2 separate regions of the Homo sapiens genome follow, and region 1 is linked to region 2. The links are chromatin loops, found by intact Hi-C in ENCODE. Cell type or tissue: chondrocyte. All regions are shown on one strand. Links, peaks and the distances in the headings refer to the core of each region. The heading gives the core; the rest is flanking DNA.

Region 1 (5,783 bases), core at 1,194-3,693, 560 kb after region 2:
GTTTCATCTCCTGTTACAATTCTTCAAGGAAATGCTACTGGGTCTATATCTTATTTGTTTAAAATTTCCACTGAAAGCTCTGCTCTTGTCTGCAGTGGATCTGGGCGCAATGGTTTTGGCACTCATAGAGTGGAAAGTTTGCTCAAATTTTTTAGTCAGAATTACGTAAGCTGAGCCACTTGAGACATCTGTGGTGTTGGCTATTGTTTGTGCTGTTAATTGTCAGTCCTTTTCAACTAGAGCATGAACAAGATCCTTTTTTCCCTTGCAAATTGATGTGGATGGTCTGCCACTGCAGGCTTCATCTTCAACGTTATCTTGTCCTTCTTCAAGTGGTTTATCTATTTGTAAACTGCTGATTTATTTGGGGACATCATCCTCATAAACTTTTTGTAAAGCATCAGTGATTTCACCATTCTTCCATGCAAGCATCACCATAAATTCGATGTTTGTTCTTGCTTCAATTTTAGCAGAATTCATGTTGCTCCAATAGGGGCTCTTTTCAAATTGATATCTTATCCTTCTTAGTGCCTCAAACTAGGTTCTATTCAGACATGTCATATCAAGTTGGTATGAGTTTATTTGCAAAAAATTTGAAATCCATGCATAGTTTTTCATAATACACATTTTCCATGAACTTTTTGAAGTTTCCCTCATAGAATAGCTTGAGCAAAAGCACAGAGATTCAAATGAGAATAGGACTCTGACTACTTAACCTACACGTGCAACCTTCTTCACATCTTTGAGCACATCTGTACATCAACAAAGCAACTCTAATTTTCTTCTGTAATAAAATACAACCATGTTTTTTAAAGGCAAATTTCTCACCATTTCCTCAAAATGTAGAGATGCGCAGTCCTGGCAGTCATTGTATTCATTACTGGTTATATTAATTACTCCCCAAATTCAGTCATAGTCCCACTAAATATTCTGTAACCTAAAGAACACATTGTAAAGTTAAGTTTAAACTATTTGTGTATAAAACGACAATGTGGAGAAAGAAGATGAAAATGGTTAGAACATAAAATAAACAAATGTATATAATAAGCAAACAGAAAATACACAAAGCTATTACTGTCCTTGGTTTTGTAATTTGTTGTGAAACTGAATATCTACCCCTTCCTTCTTCCATTAACTAGTCCACCTATCCTCCATCCTTAGCTAGAAACACAGCTTGCTGGGGTTCTCTACCCAGTATAGTGACCCAAACCTTTATTCCTGGAGAATCTAAGTTGTTAACCCTGACTTTTTTGGTTTCTGTAGTTTTCCATTAACCTTTACTAGTGGCCACAGAAGTATAAGAGGCATCCCTAGATAATTCCCTGAGTTTCAGACATAGTCCTTGCCCCTATAGTGTAGTAGCAACCCAAGTTCCTCTTGGTAACCATGATCAAGCACCTCCCCTATATAACTTTTTTATTTTCCAGTTGGTCCAATGGCATAAGAAGTCTAATATGTCTAGGAAGCAGTTTCACCCTCCTGAATGGTCCCATTCAATTGAAACACTGTGTCTGCTGGTAGAAGAATCCCTCCCTTGGGGACTATGACTTCCAAACCAGCATAGTTCTAAGTTTCTGAAAGAGGAAGAAAAATTCTGCAAATGGATTATTGGGTATAAAAGTGAGAGGAGTCATGCTCACTTTTACCCCTTGATGCCCAGATCCATGTAATCTGGCTATGAAGAAACAGCATCATATAATGATCTCAGATTCCAAGCATGTATGATACCCTGTAAGACAGAATGCTGTTGTTTTGGGGTGCTGTCTCCCAACTGACACCATAATTGAGTCTTCAGTAAGTGATTCCAACTTTCAGTTAGGCCAGCTGCTTCTGGATGTTGGAGTATGTGGGTGGTAAGACCAATTGATTCCTTCCATAGACATGAACTCATTGCTATCCTTCATTTGCTGTGAAATGAGATCCTTGATGAGAAACAATGCTGTGCAGAATACCAAGAAGATGACTAAGGCATTTCGTAAGTACATACATAGTAGGGCTAGCTGAAGAATAACAGGCAGGGAAGGTGAATCCATATTCAGAATATATGTCTATTCCAGTGAGGATTAATCTGTTTCCTCTATGAATAAAATGGTCCAATGTAATCAACCTGCCACCAGGTGGCTGGCTGGTTCCCATGGACTATTTGAAGGGCTTAGTGTTGCCCTCTTCAAACGGTGGAGGACCATTTGAAGGGCTTAGTACTGGCCTCTGCTGTTGACAAAGTAGGTACACATGGTGGTGTTCGCTAGGTCAGTTTTGGTGAGTGGAGACGGTCCCTGTTTTTGAGCCCATACATAGTCTCCATCCTTGCCACTGTGGCTACTTTGTTTACAGTCCGTTGAGCAAGCACTAGGGAAAGAGACTGACTTATATTCACCGAGAGTGTCATTTTGTCCACGTGATTGTTAGGCACCTCCTCTGTGGTACATAGCCTTGGCTCACTGGATAGCAGAAAAGTCACTGTTTTGCCATGGTAGTGAAACTTTCCTGAAATCTGCCCTTCAGAACTTACCAGAAGTCTTCCCTCTAGAATGCAAGAGACAGCCATTCACTGGGAGGCTTCTCACTGGAGGCACTCGGCTACAAAACTGCCCCAAAGGATGCAAGAGCAAACAGGGAGGAGCTGTTACTGGATGCTAGAGAAGCTGTGCGCACCAGACCCAGAAGGGAAGCCCTTCCTCCTGCAATGTCTCTCTAGCGCCTCCTGCTGACAAATTGTTAACATCACGCCTACTGTTAAGGAGCTTTTTTCTTATTTTTCCTCCTGTGATTTGGTTTATCAAACACTGTTTCTACAACTTAATATTAAACTAAGAAATTAAATGAACTCTCCCTCACACACATATGAATTAAAGGCAAATTTCTCACCATTTCCTCAAAAATGCCATTTCCTCAAATCCTCTTTCTAGGTAATAATTGTCAGAACTTGCAAGAAGTATGTTTTTATTTTATTCTAATTATTTTCCTGAGGGGCATCAGGATCAAATAGGAAGAACAGAGTCAGGAGATATGGGATCCAGTTTGGGTTCTGTCACTTAATAGCTGGCTAAATTGGGATAAGCATTTTCACTGTGGGGGTCTTTAGTTTTGTCATCTAGAAAAGAATGGAGGCAGAACAACTGCTCAGTGCATTGCTTCCAGTTTGCCTATTCTCATTCCAGTTTCCTGCTTCCGGGAAATTTTATGAATGTACAAAGTGAGTGATGATTAGTTATAGATCACATTGGTTTCCATTTCATCTCCTCCACAAGGCAGAGCCCTGTATTTTCCTGTGACTATAAATACATCCCATCATAGCCTTATATTCTGTTTACCATATTTTGTCGTGGTCTTTGCCAAGGGGTAGATTCCAAAGGCATCAGGCAGTTGGATAGAATGACTTGTATTCAAATTTGCGGTTTGAGTCTCTCCACCCATCACAGATGTTGCTTTCCCAGGTGTCATAATCCACCTTCCATCCAGGACTTGCCACCTTTCTTAGGCCCCTTCCTTCATTCTCTGCCTTAAGGAAATAGATTTAAAAGACCCACTTCATGTTACATAGCAGTCACAGAAGGGTGAATTTCAACAAATTACTAGCTGGCAAAGGCAGTGTGCTGGGTTGAATACCCCCAAAATTTGTGTCCACCTAGAACCTCAGAATGACCTTATTGGAAACGTACATTTTTTGCAGATGTAATTAATTAAGATGAGGTCATACTTGATTGCTAGGTGGGTCCTAAAGCCAACGACTGGTGTCTTTTAAAAAGATGATAGATACATGGAACCACACTCAGACACAGAGGGAAGAAGGCCATGTGATGAGGAATGTCAAAGACTGCCGGCAACCAGCGGGAATCATACAGACACGGAAGGCTTCCTCCCTAGAGCCTTCACTGAGGGTATGACCTTACCAACACCTTCATTTCAGACTTCTAGCCTCCAGACCCATGTGATAATAAATCCCTGTTGTTTCAAGCCACGAAGTTTGTGGTAGTTACAGTATGAATTTCCTAGGGAGGAAACTCATAGAGGAATCACCTCACATATAGCTGAATATTTAGTTCCAGTCTGTGGAGAACAAAATTGAAGATGAAAACATGGAGCCCCATGCCTTGGAAGAGAGGTGAGGAGCAAGACTTCATACGGGGCAGTGTGCTGAGCATCCAATGTTATAGCAGACCCTGAAGCTCCAACACGTCTGTTTCTCAGCATGCTTTACTGTCTTCCCTGACATGAATTTTCAGTATTGCGTGAGATGTATTCTCTTCATCTCTTCACATTCAAATTGTCATGAAGCCATTATGCTTTTTTTTTTTTTGAGACAGAGTCTTGCTCTGTCACCCAGGCTGAAGTGCAGTGGCACGATCTCGGCTCACCACAACCTCTGCCTCCCGGGTTCAACCAATTCTCCTACCTCAGCCTCCCGAGTAGCTGGGATCACAGGCATTCACCACCACACCCAGCTAGTATTTATTTATTTATTTATAGTAGAGATAGGGTTTCACCATGTTGGCCAGGCTGGTCTCGAACTCCTAACCTCAGGTGATCCTCCCTCCTCGGTCTCCCAGAGTTCTGGGATTACAGGCGTGAGCCACTGCACCCGGCCCCATTATGCTTTTTATTCCAAAATAAATCCTCCTCATGGATCATCTGTTTTCTCTGGTAACTATGCCTTTAAATCCATCTGAATAATCTTTGTTAAATTTCACATTTAACATTTTGACCTCATCCTTCATTTCCTTCCTATCTTACACTGGGCTCCCATTACGAATATGAATCAAACTTCACATCTTCTTGTTTCCAGTCCACTCTCATAAGCTCATTGCTATGAGCAAACTGACTCTTTTATCAATTTGTTCCTCTCCTTTTTTTATTATGTTTTTATGGAGCATGGACATAGACAGCACAAGGATAAATAAGACGCAGACGCTGCCTAACATGTACATGAGTGAAATTGACACATCATAGAAGATTCCAAATTTCTGTTGGAGAAAATGGGTGAATGGCAGTGCTAGTCCAGAAGATAGAAGATACAGGAGAAAAGAGGCAGGTAGAGGGAAAGAGAGGAATAATTCATGATCAGTGTAGGGTGTCGGGAAACAAGCAGTTATGTTAAGTAGCAGTCAACTCTATGGAGAAGAGACTAAAAAAAAAGGTCAGGCCCAAGATATAGGTTGGAACTAATTACTTTAGATATGGTAGTTGAAGCCTCATAGGTGGCAATAGATAAGCTAGCCAGAGAGAGCCTACGGCATGAAAAGTGCGGGAACAAAAGGCAGAACAATGGAGAACACTAATAATATGTAAGGTTGCAGAACAAGAGGAACAGTCAGGGGTGCTCAGAAGATGGAGGAGAGAATTCCCTTTCCTTTCTTTCTCCTCCAGCTGCCCAAGATGCCCAAGGAAAAGAAGGCCAAGGGGAAGAAGACGACCCCAGCCCCTGCTGTCTGAAAGTAGCAGGAGGCTAAGAAGGTGGTAAATCCCTTGTTTGAGAAAAGGCCTAAGAATTTTGGCATTGGACAGGACATTCAGCCCCAAAGGGACCTCACTTGCTTTGTCAAATGGCCCAGCTATATCTGATTGCAGCGGCAAAGGGCTATCCCCTATGAGCAGCAGAAAATGCCTCCTGTGATTAACTAGTTTACCCAGACTTCAGACTGCCAACAAGCTCCTTAATTAACTCGGGCTGGCCCACAAGTACAGACCAGAGACAAAGCAAGAGAAGCAGAGGCTGTTGTCGTGGGCTGGGAAGACAGCTGCCAGCAAAGGGGATGTCTCCACTAAGAGGTCACCTGTCCTTC
Region 2 (5,783 bases), core at 1,761-4,260:
TTTTTTACTTTTTAAAGGCTACATAACATTCCACTGTATGTGTACCACATTTTCTTTAGCCATTGATCTGTTGATGGACATTTGGGTTGCTTCCACCTCTTGCATATTTTGAATAATGCTGCAATGGACAAATGGATATGTAAATATCACTTTGAGATCCTGCTTTGACGTTTTTTGGATACATACCCAGAAGTGGGGTTTGCTGGGTCATGTGGTAATTCTATTTTCAATTTTTGGAGAAACCTCTATACTGTTTTCCGTAATGGCTGCAGCATTTTACATTCCCACCAGCAGTGCACAAGGGTTCCAATTTTTCCACACCCTTGCCAACACTTGTTATTTTCTGTTCTTTTGATGATGGCGCTTCTTGTGGGTATGCAGTGATATCTCATTGTGATTTTGACTTGCATTTCTTTTATGATTAGTGATGTTGATTATCTTTTTGTATGCTTGTTGGCCACCTCAGGTTTCTTATTCTTTCTTTTTACACAGTGTATCCTTTTCTATTCTTTTACTTTCAACCTATTTATGTTTTTGCAGTTAAGAGTCATCTTTTGTGGATAATATACAACCAGGTCTTGTTTTTGGTTTGTTTTAAATCCAGTCTGACAATCTCTGTCTTTTTATTAGCATGTTTAGTGTATTTATGTTTAATATAGTCCTTTTATTTATTTATTTTGAAGACAGAGTCTTGCTCTATCCCCCAGGTGGGAGTGCAGTGGCATGATCTTGGCTCACTGCAACCTCCCCCTCCTGGGTTCAAGTGGTTCTCCTGCCTCAGCCTCTCGAGCATCTGGGATTACAGGTGTGTGCCACCACGCCCGGCTACTTTTTGTATTTTTAGTGGAGATGATGTTTCACCATGTTGGCCAGGCTGGTCTCGAACTCCTGGCCTCAAGTGATCCACGTGCCTTGGCCTCCCAAAGTGTTAGGATTACAGGCATGAGCCACTGTGCCTGGCCTAATTTTTTGTATTTTTGGTAGAGACGGGTTTTCACCATGTTGGCCAGGCTGGTTTTGAACTCCTGAGCTCAATCGATCCACCCACCCCGGCCTCCCAAAGTGCTGGGATTACAGGTCACCACACCTGGCTATATTTAATATAGTTATTGATGTTAAGCTGCGACATATTTGAGGGATCAGAGGGTAGATTCTGGTAGGCAGCTTAATGGCTACCTGAGGATGTCCACGTCCTATTCCCTGGCACCTATGAATACGTTACCTTACATGGCAAAAGAGATTTTGCAGATGTGATTAAGGTTACTGACTTAAAATGGGGAAGATTATCCTATCCTGGATAATCTAGGTGGGCCCAATCTAATCACACAAATCCTTAAAAGGGGAGAACTTTTCCAGGCTGGGTCAGAGAGATGAGATGGGAGGAAGAGGACAGATTTGAAGTGTGAGAGGAACTTGACTGATAGTTCCCGGCTTTGGTTTTGAAGATGGAGGAAGGAGGTCCCAAGCCAAGGAATGCAGCATGGGCCTCTAGAAGCTGGAATGACCCTCACCTCACGGCCAGCAAGAAATCAGGGAACTCAGTCTTACCCGAGTGAGCAGGAAATCGATTCTCCTCTGCAGCCTCTATAGAGAACACAGCCTGTCAACACCCTGATTTTGGCCCAATGAGCCCTGTACCTCCAGAAGTGTAACGTAATAAATTTGTGTTGTTTTAAGCTATTAAGCTGTGGTTAATTTGTTATGGCGCCAAGAGAAAACTAACATGACACATACTTCTCTATATATTCTTCCCTTCTAGAATTACCTCTTCCCAATTTTCCTTTTTTTTTTTTTTTTTTTTAGACAAGGTCTCCCTCTGTCACCCAGGCTGGAGTGCAGTGGCACTATCTTGGCTCACTGCAGCCTCCACCTCCTGGGTTCCAGCAATTCTCATGCCTCAGCCTCCCGAGTAGCTGGGATTACAGGTATCTGCCACCATGCCCAGCTAATTTTTTGTGTTTTTAGTAGACAGGATTTCGCCATGTTGGCCAGGCTGGTCTCGAACTCCCGGCCTCAGGTGATCTGCCCACCTCGGCCTCCCAAAGTGCTGGGATTACAAGTGTGAGCCACCACTCCTGGCCCCAATTTTCCAATTCTACTAGTCTCAAACTCTGTTTTCTGTCCACTTCAAGTCAATCAAGCGATGGCTCTCTGCAGCTGGAGCTGCTCACTGATTGGGGGTTGCCCTCATGTCAAAAGCCATAAACTCACAAATCCCAACAATTTTCATTCATTTTTCAAGGGTGGTTTTCCTACAGTTTCTGCCTTCTTTTGATCAATCTCTAATACCTTCACACATTATTTTAAAAATGCTTTGCTCAGATTGTATAATTTTTATTTTATTTTATTTATTTTTTTTGAGACAGAGTCTTACTCTGTCGCCCAGGTGGTGCACCACCTCGCCCACCTAATTTTTTTCTCTTGTTTGGTATTTCTAGTAGAGACGGGGTTTCACCATGTTGACCAGACTAGTCTCAAACTCTTGACCTTAAGTGATTCGCCTGCCTTGGCCTTCCTAAGTGCTGGGATTACAGGAGTAAGCCACGGAGCCCAGCCAGATTGTATAACTTTTATCTGCAAGAAGATTAGTCCACCGTTACCAAAAGCTGGAACCTCATTATACTCTTCTGCCTACTTTCACGTTTGCAATTTTCCATAATTTAAAAAGAGAAAAAAAATTTTAAACGCTCTAGTGGGATGTTTTAATTTTACTTATTCTCATTAATCTGAAGCCTAAAAATGAGTTGCTATCTCTTAATGTGACAGTTGAAATAAAAGAAACGGAATAAAAGGGGGAGTTTTCGAAGCCTTTGATGGGGGAGGAAAGACCCCAAGCTTCTCTCCTTAGAGGGAAGGAATCCTTACTTACAGGTTAGTTCCACCACGTGCAGTTCCTCACAGTGACCAGCAGGGGGAAAAAGTAGTTTTGCGTTTCCGATGGATCCCTGCGCCCCGCTGCCAATTCCCCAAGCAAAGGGAAGCGAGGGGAGAGCGCGGAGCCCCCGATTAGCGTTCGGAGGAACTGGCCTAGAGGGGCCACTCGGAGCGCAAAGGCCCCGCGAAATAGAATATCTATACGCCCAGCAACCCTCCCTTTCGAGGCGCACGGAATAAGTTGGCTGGAACTCTCCGCTGACCGCTCCGCCTGGGACTCAGGGTTGCAGCCGCACAGAGCTTCCTCCGGGGCGCCCAGGGCGGCGCGAGCAGGAGGGGGACCCAGTGTGGCCGCGCCCGGGAACTCGGGGGACCAGGTGAGGCTGCGCCCGGGTCCCAGTGGGATCCAGATGAGCGTACGCCCAAGCCCGCGGGGGACCAGGTGAGCCCGCGCCCGGGTCTGAGTGGGATCCAGGTGAGCCAGCGTCCAGCGTCTCCAGGGTCTGGGGCAGGGTCGTCGGGCTTAGGACTCAAGCAGTCAGCGGGCAGAATGGGTTGGCGTGGAGAGCCAGACGCGCTCAGGATCCAGGCGATGGGCCTGGGCATAGCCGTGTCTGCAAGGGCTGTCGTCAGGGGATCGTCGAGAGGACCTGCTTCTACCTAGTGGATTCACAGTACTACCCATAAAAATAAACCCTGCTAATGAGACGGTGTGTGGGAAGGGGGTGGGAGCATGGTCATTTTATTAGAGCTGAGCATTAATAATTTCCTTGAGGACCTTGGGCAAACTCTTTGTTTTGAAGCCAGTGGAGGCCTGGGTCAGTGTCCCTGAGTTCTGAGTTAACTGCGTGGACAAATGATGAGAAACAGCCATCACTTTAGGGATGTTTTAAGAGAAAGTCGGTGTGTGCTGAAACAGTGAGTTAGAGAGACTGGGAACAGAAAGCAAAGACCAGAAAGACAAGAAGCAAACATATGGGAAGTCAAAAAAGGAAATTGCCTGGAAATAAAGCCAGATGGGTCTGGCAGGAGTGCTGTCTTGGTTGACATCTGTGGGACATGACCCTGGACAGATCACTGGAGTCAGAGGAGGTCATTAATTAAGAATCCGCTGGTTATCCTTGGTGTTTTAAGGTTACCACGGTAGAAATAGAAACGTGTGCAGCACATAGTCAACAAGTTTTGGCAAATGACCAAATAAGATACAAACATTTAATTGGATTAGGAGATCAGTTGCAAAGTGTTGTGTTTCTATGCCATGATGAACATTCAGAGTGGAATCTCTAGAAAAATGCTTTGTGTAAATGATTAGACTGTAGGGCTAAGGTGTTGCAAAACAGTACAGTAAGTTATTTACTCTTTTTTTTTTTTGAGACGGAGCCTCACTCTGTTGCCCAGGCTGGAGGGTAGTGGCTTGATCTCGGCTCACTGCAACCTCCGCCTCCCGGGTTCAAGCAGTAAATTATTTACTTTTAGTCTCAATAATACTGTGTGTATCAGTAATAATCTAATTACATTTATTTCAAGAAGGTGTCCATTTGTTTTAGACAGGTAATTACTAGTTTAAAATAGATGGGAATATAAAACATTCCGATAATTTGAAATATAGGCTAAAGTCAAGTAAAACATTTGCAAAACCATACATGAAAATGGTAAAATAAGAGCAGACCAAGTTCAGCTAGTTTTCAAAAAAATATAGAATGCCACTCTTTCCCCTGTTCTTGTACTTGAGGGTTGAGGAGCTGTTTGTTGTTGCAGGCTCACACCTGTGTGTCCGAGTCAGGCCTGCAAAACCTGTGTGTCCCACTTCTCAATTTACCCAGTTCTGGGGTCCTTCTCTGCACACCTGTGAAAAGACATCTTATTCTTGTGGTTTAAAACTTGCCGGCCGGGCGCGGTGGCTTATGCCTGTAATCCCAGCGCTTTGGGAGCCCGAGGCGGGTGGATCACGAGGTCAAGAGATTGAGACCATCCTGGCCAACATGGTGAAACCCCGTCTCTACTAAAAATACAAAAATTAACTGGGCGTGGTGGCACATACCTGTAATCCCATCTACTTGGGAGGCTGAGGTAGGAGAATCACTTGAACCCGGGAGGCAGAGGTTGCAGTGAGTCGAGATCGTGCAGTTGCACTCCAGCCTGGGTGACAAGAGCCAAACTCCGTCTCAAAAAAAACCCAACCAACCAGCCAAACAAACAAAAACTTGCCTATACTGCTTGGTGTTTTAAAAAATTTGGAAGGGGGAGGAAAAGACAGGTTATTCTTCCATGAATCAGACACAGCAACTGAACCTCAATTGTTGGGGAGGGATTGATTGCTGAATGAAAAAACTAGGTGGGAGGCAGGAGGGGGTGGATATGATGACCTCATTTGAACTTTGCATGCTATTTCTTCTTAAACGGTGAGGAGTTTAGAAAAAGTACTCAAGCTTAGTTTTGGCGGAAAGGCATTAATAGTATTTTCTCAAGCAGTGTTTGTACAGAATTATTAAGGAGCCCCCTAACATTTTCTCATAAGCCCCCAGGAACGGATTCCTTGTACCTCAGAGGCAAGGTACTTGCCAATAAGCCTTTAGCTTGAGGCTTGCTGTAATATATTTTATAAGACTGTAATGGAACTTAGCAATTTAATCAGAGTATGTGCTTCTCGTTATATTCTTAAAAAATACAACGCATCAGCAAATGTTGCATTATGGGCTATGAAATTCCTTCTGTTAGTTGTTCACATTTTAGCCTGTGCCCACTGTGTTTTGTATGATGGACAAACCAAATAATCATTATGTAAGTAAGGTAGAGCTTTATATTTTTTCCAATGTGTAAACACTCTGTAAATAGGCAGTCCTTGGTGGGTGTGGCAGCTCCCCTAGCTCATCAGGAACCTGGACTCCTCTCTTTCTTCTCTGCTATCC

The links. Peaks named below come from ENCODE experiments on the same cell type or tissue, not always from the same donor. Only the 100,000 strongest peaks of a DNase experiment are listed, where the experiment ranks them.
Region 1: it touches region 2 in a loop (7-fold over the local background); 48 of 110 quality-filtered maps call a loop at or near these places.

What each region holds. Positions count from the first base shown.
Region 1 is chr18:35,383,619-35,389,401 of GRCh38, reverse strand. It overlaps the pseudogene RPL7AP67. Among named protein-coding and RNA genes, the nearest start is that of ZNF396, 9.2 kb to the right of the region's middle. RefSeq lists a silencer at 1-57. In chondrocyte, for the core only: CTCF peaks have their summits at 2,449 and 2,711 (motif pointing left); no DNase peak of the experiment used is centred there.
Region 2 is chr18:35,947,700-35,953,482 of GRCh38, reverse strand. It overlaps LOC105372066 (a long non-coding RNA gene), which reads left to right. Exons shown (of 4, transcript NR_188032.1): 3 at 684-805; 4 at 1,446-1,680. Among named protein-coding and RNA genes, the nearest start is that of MIR3929, 16 kb to the right of the region's middle. In chondrocyte, for the core only: CTCF peaks have their summits at 2,730 and 2,934 (motif pointing right); a DNase peak (open chromatin) is centred at 3,262.